Linked DNA regions of Homo sapiens: regions 1 and 2 are each linked to region 3. Evidence: read pairs that join two places in POLR2A ChIA-PET (ENCODE). Cell type or tissue: PC-9. All regions are shown on one strand. Region 1 overlaps NR6A1 (nuclear receptor subfamily 6 group A member 1). Region 2 holds the start of ADGRD2 (adhesion G protein-coupled receptor D2). Region 3 overlaps NR6A1 (nuclear receptor subfamily 6 group A member 1).

Region 1 (8,000 bases), 150 kb before region 3:
TGTTTGGGTTAAAGTATATGAAGAAAATCTGGTTTTACGTAGATATATAAAAAAAGATTTTTTAATAGTCAGTTCAGACAATTTTGCATATTCTTCTTTTGATACCGTACTAGATCTTAATACTTGGTAGTTTTAAGGTTAGTTGCGGCCAGGCGCGATGGCTGATGCCTGTATTCCCAGCACTCTGGGAGGCCGAGGTGGGTGGATCATCTGAGGTCAGGAGTTCGAGACCAGCCTGGCCGACATGGTGAAACCCTGTCTCTACTAAAAATACAAAAAGAAAAAATTAGCTGGGCATGGTGGTGGGCGCCTGTAGTCCCAGCTACTCGGGAGGCTGAGGCAGGAGAATCGCTTGAACCAAGGAGGTGGAGGTTGCAGTGAGCCAAGATCATGTCATTGCACTCCAGCCTGGGCAACAAGAGCAAAACTCCCTCTCAAAACAAAACAAAAAACAAAACAAAACAAAACAAAAAAACAAAGGTTAGTTGCGGTATGGAATCAGAAACTGTATCAATGAACTTTTCATACTCGATTTTATTAAAATTCATTTGTCTATCTTGCATTTTTCATGGATCTTTTACCCAAGCATGATTTTGTGACATCATACATTGGTCATTTGGAAAATACTTGTTCACTGAGTTATGCGGATTTTCTAAATATTGACACATTTCATAATATCAAAAAATTAAGTTTGTAAATATCATTGAACTCATCAGATACATCTTTAAATATTTGGAACCTGTGAAGCTCACAGTGACAGATAAAAATATCCCAAAATTCTAATTTTGGCTTAAAAGCTCAAATGTTGGGCTGAGTGTGGTGGCTCACGCCTGTAATCCCAGCACTTTGGGAGACCGAGGTGGGCAGATCACGAGGTCAGTAGTTCAAGACCAGCCTGACCAACATAACGAAAACCTATCTCTACTAAAAATACAAAAATTAGCTAGGTGTGGTGGCATGCACCTGTAGTCCCAGCTACTCAGGAGGCTGAAGCAGGAGAATCGCCTGAACCCGGAAGGTGGAGGTTGCAGTGAGCCGAGACCATACCATTGCACTCCAGCCTGGGTGACAGAGTGAGACTCCATCTCAAAAAAAAAAAAAAAAAAAAAGCTCAAATGTTATCATTGGCAACAAATACTGTCACTTGTTTTCCTTGAAGTGACATACTCACTTTGTTCATTTTCAAGAAAATATCCATCAGATACCCAAGTGTGAATAACCACAATTTGTTTAGTAAGTAAAATGATAGTCAATGAAAAAAATGGGCTAGTTCAGCTTACAACGTAACAATAACTCCAGTGCTGCTTCTTGAAGCAGCCACTGTGCAGAAGTGCTTTATGTGTACCTACTGTTTTGTCACACAGAATATTTTAAAAGATGTTTGCTCAGGGTCAAGATTGAATAAAATCACTAAATCTTACTGCTTCATCAAGGACATTATTAAGTTAAAATGGCTTTCCCTCCTTTTTTCTGTAGTGTGTGACAGTGACAAATACAGTGACTACTGGTACATTTTGGTGACACTACTAAATTACTGCCAAGGGCAGCAGTTTAACCCAGCATTGACTTTGTACCATCATTACAAATGTCAACATAGTGAAAAAGGCAAATAATGTCTTAGAGTTAGTATAGAAATAGTTTTGACTTTTCAGACTCCCAGGAAGAGTCTGGGAAACATATGTGGGCCATACTTTGAGAACCACTGCTTTGGAGTTCATATGTTAGGAAACTCTAGGCAAATGGTGGGAAACTCTCGTAGTCCCTTCAGAGCTAACATTTATGGCTGCAGTGGGCTATAGCAGAGGAGACAAACCGTGTATTATTTTGGCATCCCCCTGGAGCTTTACCATAGTATTTAAGGGCTCGTTTGTACAGTGGAGCTCAATAAAGGTTGATCTATCAATGCTTATTGCCTAAATATTTAGCGACTTCATTTTTCCTCTGTACTTTGTACACTCCGTTTTTTTTGTGTGTGTTCATACTGTAAACACTATGTATTTTCTGAGTCTCACTGATCCCTCTGCTCAAGGTTATCTTTTTATAATTAAGTCAGTTCAGTTTATTTAATAGATATTGATTGGACAATATTGTTACTATGTGGGTTTTATTCTGGTTGTGGGGGAATAAGAAGTAAATCACATGGCATTTGCTTTTTTATGGTTTTGGGAAAATGAGCAGTTATACAGCATGCCAAACAGTGTCCAGATGCAGAGGTTAATAGTGCCTGGTGCAGGGTTCAGCATTTAGTAGCTATTTGTAAGAAATAGCTCCTTTTTTGGAACATTCTTTCAATGTCACACATCACGATTTACATATACATACATAAACACACACACACACACACACACACACACACATACATACACACAGACACATAAACACATTTGACTGTATGTATAATTACATATAATGTATAACTCATAATTTCCTTTTGAGATATAAATAATCACCCTATAATCTTGTCTGTTTTGGAAGTTGCAATAGGCATCCATAATTTTGGTGGGTGTTAGGTCTTTTTTTAAACTCTTACTTTTTTTTTTTTTTTCTCTTTGAGATGGAACCTCTCTCCGTTGTCCAGGCTGGAGTGCAGTGGTATGAGCTTGGTTCACTGCAACCACCACCTCCCTGGTTCAAGCTATCCTCCTACCTTAGCCACCCATGAAGCTGAGATTAAAGGCATTCGCCACCATGACCGGCTAATTTTTTTTTTTTGTATTTTTAGTAGAGATGGGGTTTTACCATGTTGGCCAGGCTGGTCTCGAACTCCTGACCTCAAGTGATCCACTGCCTTGGCCTCTCAAAGTGCTGGAATTACAGGCATCAGCCACTGTGCCCAGCCTTTTTTCAAACTCTTAAGATTTGAAAAGCAATGAAAAATGCTTTTGTTTATACTGCTAATGTTATACTGCAAGCAATTGTGTCATTGTTAAATAGTACCCTCTTTGGCTCCCTACGGATGGTTTTATGACAAGATAATCAGGGGGCAGGTGCGGATCTGCTGAGTTGAGTTGATACTACATTTAGTTTTTAGATTAAGGCAGATAGAAAAAGTTGTACAGGTCTAGCTTGCTAGTCGTTTTAACATAGGAAGTAGTCAGTTTACAGCTTAACAAATCAGTTTGGAGAACAAAGCATCCATAAGATGTCAGTCACAATATAGCCAGTAATTGGCAGGTGATTATCGATGTCTCCAAAATGAACACTGATCAGAAGCAACCAGTTATGGAAATTGCTCTATTTTTGTACAGTCTCTGTGAGATTAACTTCAAGAGTAACATGTATATATAAGGAACTAACTATAAATACCTAGCTAGTATCTTGAATGGGAACTTGAGGTGAGGATAGAGGACAGAGAATTGTAAGTTCTTTATAAGCCACATGCAAAATGGGGGCCTTTTCTTTTATTTTTAGAGACAGGGGTCTTGCTGTGTTGCTTAGGCTAGTTTCCAAGCAAACCTCCTACCTCAGCCTCCTGAGTAGCTGGGATTATAGGCACGAACCACCGGGGCCAGCTGCTTTTCTTCCTAGAATGCCCTCAGCATAACTTTTTTGCTTCTAGAAAGTTATTAGGACTGGGTCGCTCCCTTTTGGGGCTTTCTTACTACTTTCTTAAAATTTTATTTCCTGAGTGAGGTCTTAACTAGGCTATATGAAAGCAAACTGATTAAAAGAATTTATCCAAATATCCCCTTTGTAACTCGTCCAGGGATATTCAGTTATATAAATGAACTAGAGAGAGTTTGACTGTTAGAAGCAGATCCTTATTTGTGCTGCTCCAGGATTTGGAAGTGAGGGGAGGGGGAGCATTTCTCTCAAGTCATAACTTAGTCCAGGTAAGTCTGAGGAGGTGAGGTAAGAACAGTAACAGCCTTTCTTTGTATTATCTTAGTAAATGCTTCCAACAACCTTTCTGATAAGGTGGTGGTTGTTGCATTTGTTATTACACTTACATCTTCTGTCTCACTCCATTGTTCTCCAGTTGTCCCCAGAAGTGCTTGGTTTGCATGAGCATATCAACAGTGGTGCACATTGCTAAATATGTCACATCAGCTAGGTTGTGTCATTTGATTGAAATACTAAGTTCTACAGTTAACGAAGGGTGATGATATGTACATTATTCAGACTTAGGACGTTACTCCAAGAGAAAGTGGTGATTAGGGTTCTCTTTTAATTTGTATGTATATACTGGGGCTAAGACCGTGTAGGAATCTAGCTCTTTTAGGAAGGTTGTCAGCCTCTAGGCATGGGAGCATGGCCTTAAGATGGTTGTGAACTTTAAGGAAAATGCAATTGGAATGGGATTTACTCAGATACCTACTGACAGCCAATAAAAACATTTAGGTTTAAATATTCAGCCAAATATTCTCTCAAAACTGATTTAGAAATCTATACTCATTACAGGCTTTTTTCAAGAAACAGTCTAGTGTATTTTCTTTAGGATTTAAGTCAAAATGAATTCCATGTTTCCCTTTGTTCTCTTTTACGGTAGCATTCTGAGTCTTCTGTCCCTTTAAAAATGTTGGGAAGCTTGTATGCATTCTAAATTGTAAGGTCTTTTGCATGTTACATAGACTTTCTCTGTTTCATGGGGTCACTGTAGCCAAAATACTTATGATTGAAATAGACATTGGCAAACTATAAAGAAAACAGGAAAGTAAAGGCTGGATTTGATTATTAGTGGTGAAAGGAATACTATCTGAGATTAGAATGATAAGTATGTTTTGGAGAGAAAGGTCACGAGGGAATCCTGTGGGCTGCAATAAATGTGTGCTCATATTTTGATCTGGATAGTAGTTAACATATATAATACATATGAGAAAACTTTATCAGACTTAAGATTTGTTTACCTTACCATATGTAAATTATATCTCAAAAGGTAAAATAAGGCTGGGCATAGTGGCTCATGCTTGTAATCCTAGCACTTTGGGAGGCTGAAGCAAGCAGATAGATGGCTTGAGCTCAGGAGTTTGAGACTAGCCTGGGCAACATGATGAAACCCCGTCTCTACAAAAAAATACAAAAATTAGCTAGTATGGTGGTGCCCACCTGTAGTCCCAGCTACTTGTGGGGCTGAGGCAGGAGGATCACTTGAACATGAGAGGTTGAGGCTGCAGTGAGCTGAGATCAAGCCACTACACTCCAACCTGCGTGACAAAGTGAGACTCTGTCTCCAGAAGAAAGGAAATAGTAATAATAATTTGGAAGTAAAGCTTGGTAGTTACTATACTATTTTGACCATATATGAAAATTTGAAATATTTCATGATAGGAAACATAATCCTATCACTCTAAACATGTCAAATTATATATCTAGTTTATGAGCACTAAGGCCTTTTTTTTTCTTCTTTAACCTGTTATTTTTGAGATTTGGAATTTTTATGTTTTTCTTGGATGCCACTGGAGGGAAATAGAGAATGAAGTCTTGTTTGTGTGGTATCAGTTGTTGAAAGGGACAAACGCAGTTTTGATCTTGAAACTAGCTTATGTGTAAATTCTTTTCAGTCTTGAATATGAGTGAAGTAAAGGTAACCACTTAGCTCTGTTAAGTATATGATTGCTCTAGTCACGAATTTTAAAGGTTCTATCGTTCATAAGTTTGTCTAGTACTTACTGAGGACTTGCCATATATCTGATATTGTGAGAAGAACTGTCCCAAACGGTGACATTACTATTTCATTTTGCATTTGAGGTTACTGAGGATCTGGATACTTAAACTTCCAATGTCAGAATATAAACAAGAAAGTAATCATCACTCTATAAACTGATTCTTTATTGCCACAAATGGATTATCACTACTTTAGGAGAGATCCTGTTTTTGAAGTCTACTGTTTTAGAAGTCTTTTTAGAGCTTGTACTAAGTGGCCTTTAAAAATCTCATAATAATTTCTAACACTTTCTTAATAACTTGGCAGTATGGCTTTGTCATTTAAAACAAAATCTGGAGGAAAGGAAAATATTTATTTCCCTGTGGCATGAAAAGAGGCTATATGTAGGTCATTTTTTTTTTTAAATAAAAGGCAAGAAAGTCTCCCTCCAGACCACATCAGAACTATGCCAGCTTGGTACGGGGCCCTTACCAGAGTAATGATGTAAGAATCTGAGAGTACATAGTGCAGCTGCCAAAGCTCATAATGTTTAATTTCAGCACTGTCTGTTTGCCAGAGTTTGCAGCTCAATATTTTTTTCTGTATGGATCAAATTATAATCACATATATTTATCTTATTGGGGTAGGAGAAGTAAAGAGTTATTGTTTGATAAATTTGCCGTTTTCCTAGGGAATGGTGCTGTTTTGCCTGTCACATGCTTCTGAGCATTATTCCCCCACTGATTCCTAAGAACTTATTCTCCTGGGTGAATTCTTCTAACTTGTGACACAGAGGGGCAATTCACACCTTGCCTGTTTATATTTTGCAAGAAAACCCTTCTCTTAGCGTGGGTATCTATTCAGGCAGTTCCATGTGCTACATTCCATCCATTTGCCAAGTCTTGGACTCTTATCCAAAGTACAATATTTGAGTATACAATTACACCTACACGTACCGGCAAGAGCGTACTTTTTCCTAGCCTCTCTTGGAGAACGCTTGAAGCCAGAGGAGCAAATCCAGATGTTCTGGATTGAGTTTGGCACCTTCAATTGAGAATTCTAGATGGAAAGATTTCATTTGGAAGTGTACCAGGCTTGCCCAGCAGTTGCTTCCTGTTGCTAACCATCATATTTTTATGACCAAAGATTCTAGACTGCCTCCTTTGTTGAGCAGAAAGAATTACACACTAGGGCCACATGGGAAGTGGCTTCTCATCATTTGAGAGAAATATCAGCAGGCATGCAGAAGAGGGTAGCCTTGCTATTGGGAATAAATCTGGGTTGAGAGCAGGTACAACTACAGCTGCAGCTCTTTAGCCAGACCTGGCTTTATTTAAATTTCAAACAGAAATCTTTGACATCAACCTAAGTGAACCATTATTGGCTGTCTGCCACCTAACAGTACCTTGTACAAGGAGGAGGTGCTCTCTGACTGTATTCAGTCAACACTTATTGAACACCTTCTGTGTGTGCCAGGCAATGTGCTAGATGCTGGTGATGAATAAAGTATTTTTTCGAGAAGTTACAGTCTGGTAGGAGGCACAGACTCTTAGACAGATAAATTACAATTCACTGATTTTATTTGTTGCTTATACAATTTAGTATTTTGTTTGCTTTGTAAGTCAGCAACATAAGCCAGTCCACAGGATTAACTCCATAACTTTCTAAGTAAGAACAAGCATAGGATTTCCTTTCAGTTCTAAAGAATGTTTACTTGCTTGCATTTTTGCGTCTTTAGATACCTCTTCTGACTTGCCCAGGGATGAAGTTTGTGGAGTATGGGAAGAAAAGACTAGTATAAGGCAGGAAGGCATTTCTAAGAAAGCTTCCAGAATTGATTATTTTGTCCTAAGAGATGTTTTCTTCACTTAAAAATTATGTGAGAACGCACAAAGGTTAGCTGTGTTGGTTATCAGTTTGTTGTAAGGTAAGAGCAAGAAAAATCATTTTCCTCTATCTCTCTGGAATGTAGGACTCCTTTATCTGAGTGATTACATGGTTAAGGCGGAGCTAGAAAATACATTTCCTTCATACCTGTTTCTGGATGGATGAGGTCACATTTACTTAGTAGTTATATAGTTCCTGTGTTGTAATTTGCTATTCCTTCAGCCTTTTTTCCTCCCATTTTTGAAGATGGGTATATGAATATTTCCATTGGGCCTCTCTTAAATACAAGAAAAATATTAAGTTGCTTATGTCCAAATTCATTTCTTTGATGTGCAGCAGCCTCAAAGCATGTGTACCTCTGTTATTAAGATAATAATAGTTAATATTTATATAGCACTTATGTTCCAGGTTTTATTTTTAGGACTTTATATGTAAAGCACTTAAAAGAGGGCTTGTCTTATCCCCATAACAACCCAGTAAGATAGATACTTATTATTTTTCCCATTTTACAGATGAAAATAGAAAGACA
Region 2 (8,000 bases), 75 kb after region 3:
ACTTCCCTAAGATCACACAGCTAAGAAGTGGAAGAGCCAAAATTCCAAGCAGCCACAGTCCATGTGCTGAACCTCACAACTCCAAGGCCCTTTGCCCCTTGCCCTAATCCCCCACCCCTGCATGGCATCAAGCATAGGGGATCTTCCTCCACCACCCACTCCCGAGGGAAGATGTGTGTGGTTCGGTGGAGGAGAGTAAGTGAACACCACTCTGTGGTGGGTGCTTTTAACCTCATAAGCCACAAGGCAAGTAGTAATGTGCCCATTTTACAGACGAGCAAACTGAGGATCTGAAAGATGAGTAGCACAGCTAGCGACAGTTAGAGCTGAGGTTTGACCCAGAACCCAACAGGGCTCTGGACACCCCCTCATCCTCACCCACCTTTCCTGAGGAGTCGCCTCACTTCACTCGCAGGAATGTGGATATGGCCGGGCCCCTCTGGACGCCCACCAGGCATTGTGAATAAGCAGCCCCTCGTGCTGGCCTCCCTCAAGCGTAAGCTCCGCACCTCCAGGCCTGGGGGTAAATGGGGCTGGGTGGCTGGACCTCGGAGTGAGGTCTTTCTGCTGAGCAGGCCCAGCTAGCAGGGTCTGGATCCCTCCTTCCTGCCATAGGCCTAGGAGGCCACCATTCCTGCTCAGAGAGGTTCAGCAACTTGCCCAAGGCAAATCTGACTTTTCCAATTCCAGGGGAAGGGGGTCACTGAGAAGGAGGGGCGGTCACCGCGAGGCAGGACCTGAATATTGATGAGTCACCAGAAACTGGTGGGTACCCGAAGGACACGTGTTTGTACCTGAAGCTTCACCACAGGTGCACCCCCATTCAGGCTACAAACATTCACGGAGTGTGTACTTGGGCTTGGCCCCAAGATGCTGAGATGGCTCAGAAACAGCCTTACCACTCAAGGAGTGTCCCATAGAGGGAGATAATTCCATTATGTAATTACCAGAAATGCAATGAAAGACATGTTCAAGGTTCTGGGGTAACAGAGGCGGGAGGAACTGTCTCTCAGAGGAGGAGAGAGCTAAAACAGGAAGGCTTCCTAGAGGGAGTGAGGCCCACACAGGGTTCTGAAGGATGTATAGGTGTTTGCTAGGAGATCGAGGGAGAGAGGGCATTCTGGATGCAGGGCACAGCATGGGCAAAGGCAGGAAATAGAATGGAGTGTCTGTGGAAGTTCAGACAGCTCCCAGTCACCAGGGCTGAGGAGGGAGGTCTGAGTCCAGCCGTGTGGGCAGGTGGGTGCAGGCTCACCAGCATGGCGGTGCTGGATGCGCATTCGGGGCCGCTCTGAGGTCATTGAGGTGCTCAGCAGGGGTGCCAGGCGCTGCACACTCGCCACCAGGGCCATAGGCCCACCAATCACCTGGGAGGACGCTGCATCTCAGCTCTCTGTCACACTCTGCACCCCACTGCCGCCTGCCCTGAGCGCTGGGATAAATGCTCCATGATCTGGGAGGTGGTCCTGCCCTCTCCAGACCCTCCGTGGCTCTTTAAGGACTCTAGGATCAAGTCCTGGGTCCTCAGGTTGACATTTGAAGCCCTGCCTGCCCCAGCCTCCTTCGACCTATCCAATTCTATCTCCCAAGCCACCCCATCCTCCTGTTTGCCAACCAGGGCACACTCCGAAGGCTGGGCCATGCCTACCCCTTTGCTGTGGCTCAGTGCTAGACCTGTAATGGGTGCTCAACACTGAGATTCCAAAAGGAAAGCCATGGATGGGGGTGGTGAGAGCAGGGGAGGGAGGAGAGGAACCTGCATTCATGGGGCACCTACTCTGTGCTGGGCAAGTCACACTGTTCATCCCTAACGCCTCTCCATTGCCTTAGCAAGGCTGGCGTGATCATCCCTATTCCCCAGGGAAGAAAACTGAGCTTCAGTCTGGCTTTCCTCAGTCTACTGCAGTGCCTCGGATCCCTAATCAACTATGGGCTTGCACACTTCCCAGGACGGGGAGCTCACTACCCATGGTGAATCATTCCATAGAACCAGCCTCCTGTGTTATGCCGTCTTCCCCTACCCCCATGTCCTAGTCCCAGTTCTGTCCTCTGAGGCCCACAGGGGGACCAGGTTTGCTCCTTCAACCCCAGATAATTTGCAGGCACTGTTCATGATTCTCGTTCCCTCCCTGCTCTGGGCTGATCACTCCCAGGCCGACAGCCACTTCCACCAGGACAAGGTTTCCAACAGCCTCTCCATCTGGATAGCACCTCTCATGTTGTCCAGAGTGTCTGGGCTGTTTAGGCAGACAAGGTGGACTGTCCACTTGGCATAGATCCCCCACTTAAGGTGGTCAGCAGGTTCTTGGAGATGGTGGAGGCTCTTACTGACTGGTGGTTCTTAATCACTTCATTTAACTACAGAAGCTATTGTTAAAGTGCAATTTTTTTTTTTTTTTGAGACAGAGTCTCACTCTGTCACCCAGGCTGGAGTGCAGTGGTGTGATCTCAGCTCACTGCAACCTCCGCCCCCTGGGTTTAAGTGATTCTCCTGCATCAGCCTCTTGAGTAGCTGGGATTACAGGTGCCCGCTACCAGGCCTGGCTAATTTTGTATTTTTAGTAGAGACAGGGTTTCATTATGTTGGCCAGGCTAGTCTCGAACTCCTGACCTCAAGTGATCCACCCGCCTCAACCTCCCAAAGTGCTGGGATTATGGGCGTGAGCCACCATGCCCAGCCTCAAGTGCAATTGTTTGTGGAAGTTCAACTTATCAAATAGACAAAAGAGAAGCTTTTCAGGATAGACGCAGAGATGGAGCCCATAGCTAGATGCTGACTCCCCCACAGCTACACAACCAGCTGGTGGCTAGGCTGGAACCATAGCCCAGGCCCCTGCCCCACCCAGCCCTGCCAGCCTCACTTCACGGAGGGAGAGCCATGTGTCAGCCACCTGCTCCTCCAGGACCAGGCTGGCCACAGATACAACGCCTTGGCTCAGCTGCTCCCAGGGGCCTGTCAACAACAGCTCTGGGTCCCCAGCCCCGAGGGCCACCACCCTCTTCAGGAAGCGGACAACAGCCAGCAGTGCGGCCGGCCCCAGGGGAGCCATCTCCATCGCCAGGACATGCTCCAGAAGGCCCAGGAAGCTGGAGGCCTCCGCTGGGGACAGGGCCCCATGGACTTCGGAGAGGGGGTCCGGGAGGAGCTGTGGACAGAGGAGCCACTGACTCTGGGTCTGGTTGTTATGAGGGGATCCCCCCAAGGGCCACACTTGGGCTTTGCCAGGGTCTTCTTGGTGGGCACCCATTAAACTTGTCACAAGCCGCCAACTCTCAGGGGCTACAGAATAGGGAGCCTGAATGGCCTTTATTCCTGCAGACACACCAGGTGGGTGTCCCCTTTACAAGGGAGGAAACTGAGGTGCAGCGAGGTGACCCATGGAGCCCCCAGGCTTTCCAGCCCCTGAGAGGGAGCTCACCACAATGTCGTTGGCCAAGGCATTGACTCGGCTGATAACATCCTGGCCAGGCCACGACTGGGCATCCTGCAGCCGACGATAGGGCTCTGCAAAGGAGTGGATGCCAGGCTAGGCCCCGGGCAATACCCCTGCCCAGAGATGCCAGCCTGTTCAGTGACCTCCACCCACCACGTGCTGCCCAGGGAAGGAAGAGCACCTTGATGGCTGTGTGTCCAGAGTCTTACACACGGTGTTCTAGATGGGGAAACTGAGGCACAGAATGGCAAAAGAGCTTGCCCAAGGTCACACAATTTCGATTCACCCTTAGGTCCGTCTGGACCCACTGCTCTGTGGCCTAGACTCCATGGAGACCTTGAAGCTCTGAGTTTATTCTGAATTCCCAGACTTTGCCAGCAGCTCACCCCCTCTCAGTCTACTCCGGTCCACACCGGCTTTCCCTTCAGCAGAGCCCAGGGGTACAGCCAGGGCGCACCTGTCCGGTAGCAGCAGAGGAAGGGCTGCGGCTCCAGGCAGAGCTCAGAGCCCTCACTGCGAGGTCCCGGGTTCCACGTAGGGCACTCCTCGGAGGGCACTGGCAGGGGCAGGGGAGCTGTCAGGGCTCCCTAGGGGACCCTGGCGAGCCAGGACGCACGGCCCCGGGGTTAGGTGGCAATGTGAAACCTGAGAGAGGGACACTGTTGCCAGCTCGGGGTGGGGGTAAGGGGGCCGGGGGACGAGCGCAGACCCCCAGGCTGCTGGGACCAGGTTTATGCTGGAGCTTGCAGGCACTGCGGCCTGGAGAGGGCGTGGCCAGAGCTAGGCGTGGCTTGGTTGGCAAGGGGTGGGTCGAGTTCCAGGGTCGGAAGGGAAGGATTCGGGGCCATGGGGTGGGGCCGGGGCGGGGCGGGTCGTACCGGGACAGAGAAGGCGCACCCACACAGTGGGCAGCAGCGAGGGCGTGACGTCCAGGGCGCCCGGGTCCCAGCGGAAGAGCAGGCCCTCTGAGGGCGGCGCGCAGGCCCGTGCCCGGTGCAGCTGAGCGGGGCTCAGCGCCCGCGCCCACAGGTGGAAGTCGGTGAGGTTGCCGCTGAGGGCGTGACGCACCGAGAAGCCACCGCCCAGAGAGTCCTGATCCTGGCCCAGCACCAGGATGCCGCCGGACGGCACCGGGTGGCCGGCGCCCAGCCCCCGCGCCCCAGCGCGCCGCCTCCCATCGGAGAACAGCGCCCAGCGCCCGCCCCGCTGCTCCCACGTGGCGCACACATGGTGCCAGCGGCCGTCGGCGCGGAAGGCTGCGAGGAAGGGCGCGTGCTGCCCACGCACCACCAGCGCAGCGCGCACGACGCCCCCCGGCTCGGCGAAGGCGCGCAGCTGCAGCGCGTTGGGCAGCGCGGGCGCGGCAACGGAGAAGAGCGCTGCGGGGTCGGGCGAGGCACAGTCCCACTGCACGTGAGTACACGCGGTCAGCGCTGCCAGCTCAGGCAGAGGGCTCCGCAGCCGCGCCGCCCGGTCAGCCGTCCTCTCGTCGAACACCAGCACGGCGGTGGTGCGCGCACCTGCAGGGACACGTGGGCTGCGACCTCAGTTTCCTCACCTGTGCACATGGTCCTGCCCCTGCCCTTTGGCTCAGCGGTGGGGTCCTTCCAGGCTTTGGGATGCCTCCCCACCTCGGGAAGGAGGAAATGGGGGCTAGAGTTCCCCTGCCCAAGAGTCAAGCCCCGACGCCCAGTCCAGGGCAAAGGAACCTGGAGATGCAATGGGGTCTTACTCCCGGCTCATTCTGCAAATATTGTCACTGTGGGCTCCTATATCTGAAGGTCACCAGAGCCTCTGCCCCTTGCTCCCATTTCCCAGGGGCCCACACTCACGCCTCTGTGGGGGTCTCCGCAGAGGGGCCTCTCTTTGGCCCACCCAGACCGGATCGCGCAGCCGTGAAGCAAGAACCCCATCAGGGGGCTGCAGTGCCAAGTGGCCAAACTGCTGCTCGCAGGACTCTTGGGCCTGCCACCAGCTCAGTCGCTGTCCAGAGAACTTGCACACCCCACCTGCAGTCTTCACCACCTCGCCGGCGGCCACGGGGGCTAAAAACGATAAGAGAGACGGTGGGGGGTGCATTTTGTGGGCATCTGACTCTTCCAGGGCTGGGCGGAGCCAAGGACACTGGGCTTGGAGTCATTCGGGCTGGATGGGGCTGAACCCGCCCATGTCTATGGCCTGCTGAGTCCTGTCCTCTTGCAGAGCTCTTTTCGTCATCTGCGCAATGGCAGGAATGAGACGGAAACCAGTGAAGCGTTCCTCGCAGGGCCTGGTATGGTGGGGGTGGAACTAAATGTTACTCTTCCCCTCCTTTGCATTCTAGGCCAGTGCACCCCTTGGATCACAGACTTGCTTAGCTGGGGGACTGGGACCCTCCCTGGGGGGATCCCTCATACCAACCTGGGGCCCAAGGGTTCCTTGATTCACCTGGGGAGTTGGAGGGGGTCCCAGAGAGACTCCTGATCTGGGAGAGAAGAAGACAGGTGGGGGCTGGGACAACCCTCCCCTCACACTTGCAGTTGTTGAATGCCTACTCTGGGGGTGGGTGGGAGGGGGGCATTCAGTGGAAGCTGCAGACTCTGCAGTCAGACCTGGATTCAAATCCCACCACTCAGAGTGTGATCTCGGGAGGGCCCTTTGCTGCCCTGAGCCTTTTCCCTGTGTGAGGAGTAAACAGGCTGATGAGTAAGAGGGGTCACCCTTAGTGAGTGCTTTTATTCCGTCTGTGCCAGGACTTATCTTGGATAACATTTGCAGTGACCTTATGAGGTAAGGATGGCCACTTGGAACCCTTGAAGCTGTGAGTCCCCTTGACTTCCTCCCAGGCACTGCCCTCCCAGAAGTGAAGGTACCAGGAGGCAGAGGAAACAGTAGCACCACGGTGCCATCCTGGATCCAACGGAGCAGGTGACAGACAGCAGGGGTCACAGGCAGGCCAACTTGGACTGAGGAAAAAAAAGTCGCAGGAAAGCAGCTGGGCATCCTGCCTTGCTTCGCCCTTGGACTTCTGCAGGGTCCGTTTGCCCTTTGTTTGACTCCCAGACCCCACTGAGCTGGGAACCAACCAGTGGGCTGGAAGCCCAGGATGGGGTGGCCCACCTAGTAGGGACGACATTTACTTGCACAAAAGATGGTCTCCAGGAGCCCCTTCAGGACCGAAGCAGGGAAACACTGTCGCCCTGGAGAGCTGGGAGAGGGGGAGGCAGCAGCAGTCGCTGGCCAGAGAGGGGCGAAACAGAGCTCAGGGTCCCTGCAGCGGGTGGGGGAAGCTCAGGTCCAGGTGGGCTTTGTGTTCCTTGAGGTTCTCCGCCAAGGTTCTGCTTCATCAGGCCTCTGCCGAGTTCTCTGGCCTCACCTGTCCACCGCTGCTCCGTGCAGCCACCTTTCCCCTGCTCCCCAAGGTGCGTCCATTTCTGAGTTTCCCTCCTCTGGACCTGTGACCATGCCATCCCTCCTGCCTGGACTGCCTCCCAGTCTCTCAGTAGTACCACCTCCAGGTTCAGCTTGTGGTTCCGGCTGGTGGGTGTGCCACAGCCAGACGCTGTGCTCAGCGGGGATACCCTAACCCTGGGTGATCTGGGGTCACTCCCGTCAACCTGGGGGGCTCTGCAGGCAGGGAAGAGCCTCCTGGGTCTCTGCTCCAGCCCTGGCTTTACACAAATGTGCCTGAGAAAACACGGTGTCCTGACACCTGGCCTCATGCCACCTGGTGACGGCATCTGAGCCATCACCAGTGATCATTCACCCCTTTTCCCTTTTCCAGACAGCACGAAAATCCAACACGCCCCTCACCGGAGGACTGGGAGGCTCCCGCGTTTTGGATTCTGAAAAGCACTCCCTCGTTCACGTCTGCCTGGATTCGCGCCCTCAAGCCCCCTGGCGCCCACTTTTCTTGCTCTCCAAACACTCGTTGAGGCCCGAGAGGGAGATGCGAAGTTTGCCCACCACTGCGCGTCCCTCCTCCGCGAGGCGCCAATGGGCCTGAGTCAGGGGCCTCCCCTTCATCCGCTGGTCCCTCCCCTGTTCCCAGCTCCAGTTCCTCACCCGCTATGGCTGGCCTGGCGCCTGTGGCCGTTCACCGTCTGCGAGGCATCTGCGGGGACTGAAGTCGGGGAGGCAGCGGCGGGCTCTGGCAGATACCAGGAGATCCCGCCCCTCGGCCCGGGAGACCCCGCCCCTCGGCCACGCCCCTTTCCGCTCCCCACCCCGCCCTCTTGGGCCCCCCACCCGGCCCAGCCAGACAGAGACCTGCCTCCAGGTGGGTGGGAGGAGACCTTCAGTCCCTCGCCCCGGGCCTGTTGTCACTACCTCCCCCAAACACATTGGTTAAAGTCACCCGATTAGAAGGGGCCACCTGTGAGACTTGGATCCAAAGCAAACTAGCGGAAGCTGAAGGGTCTTGGGGCTTCCCAGGCCTCTCGGAGGCCGGGATGGTCGTGGAGGAGGGAGCGCTCAGTGCCTGGCCTACTGCCTGCCCTGAGCCGGCTCCCTACAGGACGCTTCTCCTGTACCTTCCACCTGCTGCGAGGAAGGGCTGGGGGCAGGCGTACCCATTTTCCAGAGGAG
Region 3 (8,000 bases):
AGTGGCTTCTGAGAATAGGAATGGATTTGTTGTTAGGACTCTACTGTGGAATCCATCGATGCAAAAATAACAGTTAAACTTCAACATGTTAGTTCTGATTCCATGGCCATTTACTGAGTATCATGTGTTTTGTGGGGAGGAAGCTGGGATCACAGGTGATGCAGACATGGTTTCTGACTCAGAGTCCCTATCCTTGATTTAGTGGACTGGGAGGCAAAAAGAAGCAGATACAGCTTACAGTGCAGGGTTGTGTTGGTGGAGATGGCGGGGCATCCGAAGAGAACTGTACAAGCATAGACCAAGGAGTGAGTACGTCTGTTCACAGGGTCAGGGAAGACTTACCAGAGGAACAGACATTTGAGCTGCACCTTGAAGTGGGAATTTCTAGGAACGTTGTAGAGAACAGGAAGGAAGGAAGGCAGGAGATAACACAAAGTCCTAGAAGTTAGAGATCCTGGATGGTTGCTATGTGCAGGGAATCAAAAGCAATTTTGTGGATTTAGGGTATAAAGAGAATGTATCTAAGACAGAGAAATGAGGGGAGAATTGACTAGAGAGAAAGATACAGGCAAGACAGGTCATGAAGGTGCTCAAATGTCAATCTAAATAATTTGGGGTTTGTTGTGTAACTAGTATTAAGTCTTGGGAAGTTTTTAAGTGGAGGAATTACAGAGTCAGGTTGCATTTTAGAAAGATCTCTATGGCAGTAAAGTTCAGGATGGATTGGCGTGGACAAGACCGGAGCATGGTGGCTGGGTAGGAAGGAGGCTGTTCCATAGCCCACGTAAAAGGGAACAAGGCCTGGACAAAGCAGCAGTGACTGTGGAGACAGAGAGTGGAGCACAAAGCCAAGAGATGTCAAGGAGATAAAGTCAGTGGGACTTCAGCGAGTGGAAAATGTTGGTGATGACTGCTGATTTTTTGGACTAGCCAGGCAGGTGGGCACCAATTTTCTTAGCCAGGATGAAGGAGCAGGGAAGATCAGGATGGGAGATGAGTAACTCTGAGTTTGGTTTAGGTGTCTGTGGAGTCTGAGGTGCATGTAGGACTGCCTAGGAGGTCATAGGAAGTGGAAGAACCTCTAGAGTCAGGTTAACCACTGGAAAGCAGTAACCGCTCTGCTAGAAACCCAGGCTGTGGAGTCTGTAATTGGCCATAGCACTCTCCTACCTTGCCTGCTACTGCCTTGCTCCCACTCCCCCAGATGGCCTTTACTTCTTCACAACTCTTGAGTGCAAGTGAGTTCCTGCTGTCATGGAAAGGCTTTTCCCAGATGATACATGATCACCTCCTTTTCTCTTCTCAAATATTGAATCAAATTTATGGTGCCCATATTCCTTAATCACACCGTTATCAGACAGTGAACCGGGTGAATTTGATTTAAAGCAGATTGTAGCACCAGCCAGTGACTGCTCCTGGCCCTAATCAAGACTCCTCTCAGGAGAAGATGCCTTGAGCTAGATGGGCTTTAATGGGTACCTCTATCTCATGAGCACCAGCTCCATTTCTGCTAGATCTCTGGAAAGTTGCCTCCCAGCTTCCCTGCCTAACTATAAGGCTCAGGAAACAGGCTTTTATTTTTGCTACAATAATGGGAGAGAGATGATGATGCTATTTGTAATGATAACAGCTAACAATTATGCCAAATTCTATCTTAAGTGCCTTACATACATTATTTGTTGAATTCTTACTGCTACCTTGTGTGACTGGCACTAATATTATCCCTGTTCTAGAGATGAGGAGCATGAGGTTGAGAGGTGAAAATTAAAGGCTACAAAGATAGAGATGGAGCTAAGTTTATCACCTGTATCTGTTGTGCTCCAATGCCCAGCCTCTTTAACATTGCCTTATACTAAATTCTTATTTTCCCAGAGCATTTTCAAAAGGTTTGACTTTCTGGAATTTGTCCTGAAACTAGTCTTAGTTTTCGTCTTGGAGTCTTTACATGGGTGCTGAGATGGCAGTTTCTCTAAGGTTGTGGCTGATGGCCACTCCTGGGGGTAGGTGCATTTAGATCAATGAAAAAGAGACAACTGAGTTTCTCAGCCCCCTTAATGGGACATAACTTACATAGTGTCAGTTTCAATTGCTGACTGAATGGTCCAGTGGTTTGGGGGATCCTGGCAGGAATGTTTTCCTTGTCCCAGCATGCTTGTGTAATGGGAACCTAGAAGAAGAATGGGTGTGTTTGTCCAACTTTCTGGCTTTGAATGCTGATAATTTGTAGACAGTGAATACAGGGGCATTAAAACTGGAGTGGGCAGATGTGGAGGAGGCACGGCTGCAGGCAAAGGCAGGCCCGTGGAACAGAGAACAACTTTGTTTATCAAGGGGTGGGATGCGGGGTGTGGAGGAAAGCTTTGCAGTCAGGCTGTGGAGACTGAGTGGGGGCTGCTAGGCTGGCTGCCAGCCCCCATCACTGCTGGGGGTCCACGGTGGCTGCCTGTTGGAGGAATTTTGGAAAAGAAGGATGTGCTGTCCGCAAGAGAAAGGGCAGATCTAGGGTGTATGGACAGGCCAGGCACTTGGGAACTCCTTTGTGTCCCTCAGGTCAAGAGTCAGCCAGGAACAGGTTTGGCACTCCTGGCTAGGGGTCTGGCTGATAGCCACACACCTGCAGGGTCTGGAGTGCCAGAGTGAACACTTGGGGCAAGGGGTTGCTGATTAAAGGACAGAGCATTATCTTTGCTTGCTACATACTAGGCCACCAGACAGATGCTGACACTGCCTCTCCCGTTGTGTCCTCCTTTTTTGTGCCCTACCCCATTTCATCCCCACCCCTCCAGTCAGATACTGAAAGAAATTGGCAGTAAAGAACTTTTTTTCCCACTCCCAAGAACATAAATATCCAACACAGTGCTATGATGAGGAGTGGTCTTCACTCCCAGGCACACCGCCTCCTGCAAGTCTTAGCATCCTGGAGGCACTTGCAGTGGCAGTTCTGTGCACTGTAGCAGACCTGACATCCTCCCAAGGTTGGGCCCTGCTCTGAGTTGCTGTGGGGACACAACTCCTGAGGTCCCCTGTGGTAGTATGTGGTTAGCCTTTTCCAGGTAGCAGCTAAGAACAAGACAGGATCAAGGGTAGGCAGTGTAGTGCTGAGAAAAGTCCATATGCTTGGAATTAGAAAACCTAGGTTTGAACATTGGCCTCACCACCACTACCATTTACTTCCCGTGCAACCTTGGGGTAGCCATCTCTTTTTCTGCTTCCTCATCCCTAACATGGAAGTGATACTTACTATGTATCCTTCCAGGTTATCAGGAAGGTAAAGTGTAAGAATGCATATGAAAAGGCCTAATACATAATAGAGACTCAGTAAATAACTCCCTGAGCCTTCATTTCCACATGTAAACAAAGGGGGTTATGATTTGTATCCATTCTGTGAATTTATTGGGAATATCAATAAGATTAAATGTAGAATACTTAATGTGCCTCGCAGGTAGCAGACACTCAACAAATGGTAGAGTGGTAGAAACGGTATTATAGATTGGTGGTTATTGTGGTTATTCAATATGAATGTATCGGCCAGGCTGGGAATGTATCAGTAAAGTTGTAAAAGCCATTGGGCCAGGTAGAGAGAAACTGAGTCAGCCATAGTAGCTCAAATCAGCTAAAAGAATCCCCAGCTCATACTAGGAGCCATGCCAAGGCCGAAGGTCAACGTTCCAGATTGCATGTGCAGTCATCTCCAGTATCCGTGGAGGATTGCTTCCAGGACCCCCATGGATGCCAAAATCTACAGATGTTCAAGTCCTTCATATAAAATGGTGTAGTATTTGTGTATAATCTACGCATATCTTCCTATATATTTTAAATCAGCTCTAGAATCCTTATAATACTGGATGCGATATAAGTGATGTAAATGCCATGTAAATAGTTATTACACTGGTTTTTTGTTGGGGGAGGTTGTTTTTTTTCTTTTTTAGGTTTTTTGGTTGGTTGGTTGGTTGGTTTGGTTTTTGGTTTTTTGTTTTATTTTTTTTTTCTGAGACAGGGTCTCACTCTATTGCCCAGGCCAGTGCAGTGATAACAGTCACAGCTCACTGCAGCCTCAACCTCCCACGCTCAGGTGATCCTCCCACCTCAGCCTCCCGAGTAGCTGGGTCCACAGGCACGCACTACCATGCCCAGCTGATTTTTGTATTTTTTGTAAAGATGGAGTTTTGCTATGTTGCCCAGGCTGGTCGTGAACTCCTGGGCTCAAGCAGTCTGCCTACCTCAGCCTCCCAAGGTGCTAGGACTACAGGTGTGAGCCACCACACCCAGCCATTATATTGTGTTTTAAAAATTTGTCTTTTTTTATTGTTGTATTGTTTTGTAAAAAAAATATTTTTGATGGAGTTGGTGGAACCCAGAGATATAGAACCCATGGATACAGAGAACTAGTTCTACCTGCTGCTGAGGCTCCCCTTGGTACTTAAAAAGGGCAGGAGCCTCTGGCCCCAACCAGAGCCAGGCTTTCCCCAAGCAAGAGAAAGTGTCCTGCTTGTCCAGGAAGCCTAAGCCTGCAAAGCCTTCAAAGTTAACACAGAAAGCAGTAGATTCCAGAAAGCAATAGTTCATCCCCAGGTGTTCTGGACCCTACCCAGATAGGGCCTTCTTGGCTTGGCACAGGCCTGTAGTGCGCAGATCTGAAGATCTCACCAGGAAGCATGCCTGAAGCTAAGCTGCTTCTCTTTGTGACTGAGCTGTATCTAAGGCCTATTCTGGGACCCACTGCCCACTAGCCAGGCCACTCCTAGAATGACTCAGGCCAGACTTGACCTCGTCTTTTATAAACTCCTGCTTCCTGATTAAGTGTTTGCCTCCTTGGTTTTATGGTATCTCCATCTCTGGTATGAAGTATACCCAAAACATTAATCCCCTGGGGTGGCCTAGCCTGGGGCTCCGTTGCCTAAAACTTGGTCTTTCCTCAGAGAGCTCACTCCTAGACCCAAAGAAAAGAGCATGGGGGCTTTGAGCCACTTCTGCTAGGGTACACCACCTTAGATACTGGAAAAACCAAGGCTTTGGGTTCAGGTTCCAAATTCCTACTCTGTCACCAATTAACTGTATTTGTGGACCAGACCCTCCCTTCTTTGAACTTCAGTTGCTCATTTGTACAGTGCTGATGATTATCTCACCTAGCTCATAGGGTTGAGAGAATTAAATGTGATAATGCTCACAAAGTGCCCAGCACAGAGGATGGCGTGGTATGGAAACTCAGTTAACGTTTTCCTCCCTCCTGCCAAAGTCAGGGATGCCAATAAAAATTTTCACTATGCATAACCTCAGCTCTGCTGGAAACAGTTAACACAAGCAAATACAATCAGCAGCTTTTTTTGCAGTGTGGCAGAGGCTCACATAGAGTCACCATGGCAGCTGCCATTGATACCAGAGGCTGAATCTCTACAATAGCTGTATCTTAATAATGTTGTACTTCTCCACATTTATATCCCAGACCTTCTTGGGCCCTTGTTAGCCCAAGAATGCAAGCATTATCATTTTGCAGAGGAGGACCTCAAAGCATAGAGGGGTCAGATGACCTTGCCAAGATCTCATAGCTTGTGTGTGATGGAGCTGGATTTGAACCTAGGTTGACTCTACCTGACCTTGGAAAAAGCAGCTTGCATGAGCTACGTTGGCCTGTAGACAAAGCATGGATCTGCCTGTACTTCCCAAGTGGCTTTGGATCCCATTTCCCCCAAGCTCAGCCTGTTTAAGGAGCTGTAGGAGCTCTCTGGCTGCCCTTTCCTGGCCCCTACTGGTGTCACAGCCAACTGTTAACACCTGTGTCTGTTCCTCAGATTTAGTGATGAAGGGATGGAGGTGATCGAGCGGCTCATCTACCTCTATCACAAGTTCCATCAGCTAAAGGTCAGCAACGAGGAGTATGCTTGCATGAAAGCAATTAACTTCCTAAATCAAGGTGAGTGGCTGGGGTGGGAAAAGGGACGTTTGCAGTGCGGGAGGCAGGCAGTGAGCATTTGCCCTCCTGTTTCACCCCTCCTTACCCTCAGGACTATCACACAGAATCCATCACACCATCTGGGTTTCAATCCAGGAAGACTTGTGCACCCCCTTGTCATCACCCTGACCCTTATAGTACAGGGAATGCGAGAATGCTTTGGATTTTTTTTTTTCTTCAAACTGAAATGCCACAATCTCTATAACTCATAGAGGAAGGAAGAGGATTCGCTTTGTTTAGTCAGTTTTAATGCATTTGCACACAGACACCAAGGACAGTACATGCGTCATTTTAAATATGTACCAAGTTTACCAGTGACTGAAGAAGAGCAGAGTGACTGATGAAACTGTTGGAGATAAGGCCTCTGTGACAGGCTGGCAGTGGTTCTGACAGCCCCTTCAGGGCAGAGCAGGGGTGCACAAACACACACACACACACACACACACACACATACACACATACACACAATCAAGCATGGCTTTTAATTAAAAGAATGCCAGATGTGATTTATGTGGTATCTTACCTGCAAAGGGGCACTTGGCAGCTGCTGGTAAAACCAGTATAGGGAGGAGGGTTGTATTCTCTTTTTTCCAAAATAGCTAATGTGTACTCTGCTCCTATAGTGGCACTGGGCTGTTCTGCTGCCTGTGGCATTGCAAGTGCCCTCGTCCTGTGTCCCATTTCCAGTCCAGAGCTCCTCTCCTCTTGGCCTACTCACCCCTACATTGGCCAAACCTCTTCCTGCTTTTACACCATTCATGCATTTATCTGGTGTTCTGCATGCTTCCCTTTGGCCAAGCCCTGTGCTGAGCATTAAAGACATTGAGAAAACTTAGACTCAGGTCTCTGGTCTCAAGAAGTATACATTCTGATGGCACTTGACGTATTACTTGTGCCTCAGATTGGGGGAGAACAGTAGCAACTTCTTGAAGAAGGAGAAATCTGAGCTGAGCCTCAAAGGGCCGGTAAGATTTATATATAGAATATTTATGTTCATATTCTATATATAAAAAAGGTGTGTGTGTGTGTATATATATATAGAGAGAGAGAGAGAGAGAGAGATCTATTTAGAAAAAATGGAGGGGCCAGGCACAGTGGCTCATGCCTGTAATCCCAACTCTTGGAGAGGCCAAGGCAGGAGGATCACTTGAGCCCAGGAGTTTGAGACCAACCCAAGCAACGTAGTGAGACCCCATCTCTACAGAAAATTTAAAAAATTAGTTGAGCATGGTGGCACACACCCTGTAGTCCTAGCTTCTCAGGAGGCTGAGGTGGGAGAATCTATTGAGCCAGCTGCAGTGAGCTGTTGATCACACCACTGCACTCCAGCCTAGGTGACAGAGTGAGACCCTATCTAAAAAAAATGGAGGGACAGCCCAGGAAGAAGATTAAGAACAGAAGCGCATAGGAGGGTGCTGTGTGTGTGTGTGTGTGTGTGTGTGTGTGTGTGTGTGTTTTACAAGCATGAATGTGTAGGTATTGGCAAGGTTTCTGATTGGTTCCAGCGAAGGGCAAATTTAAAGATATTGTGAAGGATTAATTTGGAAAGGTAGGTTATTCAGTCATTTGTTTAGTGTTTACTGGTATTCTCTGGTTGTTTTGGGAGTTTGGTATGAAGTTGAGAGAAGCCTTAACCCTCGAGGGGCTCTGTCTGCTTACTGTCCTCTGTATTTTTTTCCTCTCTCTCTTCATTTCTCTTCCCTTAGGTAGAACTTAGTTCCTCCCTATCAGAGGAGATCTCCTGTTGTGACAATGTTTAGTAACTTAGTTGAAAAATGAACATATTTAAGGAGCTGGTGTTTCTTCCACATTAGAATGCCCATCCCATTCCCTGTATGTGTGTGTGTGTTTTTTTTTTTTCCACAGATATCAGGGGTCTGACCAGTGCCTCACAGCTGGAACAATTGAATAAACGATACTGGTACATTTGCCAGGATTTTACTGAATATAAATACACACATCAGCCGAACCGCTTTCCTGATCTCATGATGTGCTTACCTGAGATTCGATATATTGCAGGTAACATTCTGGGTCTTGGGCTCCCAACCCT

Evidence for each region. Peaks named below come from ENCODE experiments on the same cell type or tissue, not always from the same donor. Only the 100,000 strongest peaks of a DNase experiment are listed, where the experiment ranks them.
Region 1: POLR2A ChIA-PET joins it to region 3 with 7 read pairs; 2 of 35 experiments call an interaction of 5 or more read pairs at or near these places.
Region 2: POLR2A ChIA-PET joins it to region 3 with 8 read pairs; 3 of 35 experiments call an interaction of 5 or more read pairs at or near these places.

The regions. Positions count from the first base shown.
Region 1 is chr9:124,674,448-124,682,447 of GRCh38, reverse strand. All of the region lies in intron 2 of NR6A1 (nuclear receptor subfamily 6 group A member 1), which reads left to right. All of the region lies in intron 1 of MIR181A2HG (MIR181A2 host gene), which reads right to left. Among named protein-coding and RNA genes, the nearest start is that of MIR181A2, 14 kb to the left of the region's middle. In PC-9, no CTCF peak of the experiment used is centred here; no DNase peak of the experiment used is centred here.
Region 2 is chr9:124,449,989-124,457,988 of GRCh38, reverse strand. ADGRD2 (adhesion G protein-coupled receptor D2) reads right to left here and starts at 7,538. Exons shown (of 25, transcript NM_001395425.1): 1 at 7,479-7,538; 2 at 6,554-6,684; 3 at 6,287-6,379; 4 at 5,835-5,898; 5 at 5,267-5,479; 6 at 4,313-4,954; 7 at 3,892-3,990; 8 at 3,420-3,505; 9 at 2,862-3,146; 10 at 1,256-1,367; 11 at 383-517. The coding sequence starts at 6,322. LOC105376270 (a long non-coding RNA gene) reads left to right here and starts at 4,338. Exons shown (of 3, transcript XR_007061771.1): 1 at 4,338-5,706; 2 at 6,167-8,000. RefSeq lists enhancers at 6,339-6,863, 6,864-7,388, 7,389-7,913. In PC-9, no CTCF peak of the experiment used is centred here; no DNase peak of the experiment used is centred here.
Region 3 is chr9:124,524,690-124,532,689 of GRCh38, reverse strand. It overlaps NR6A1 (nuclear receptor subfamily 6 group A member 1), which reads left to right. Exons shown (of 10, transcript NM_033334.4): 8 at 5,790-5,911; 9 at 7,817-7,969. Among named protein-coding and RNA genes, the nearest start is that of NR5A1, 21 kb to the right of the region's middle. In PC-9, no CTCF peak of the experiment used is centred here; a DNase peak (open chromatin) is centred at 4,709; H3K27ac peaks cover 1,412 bases.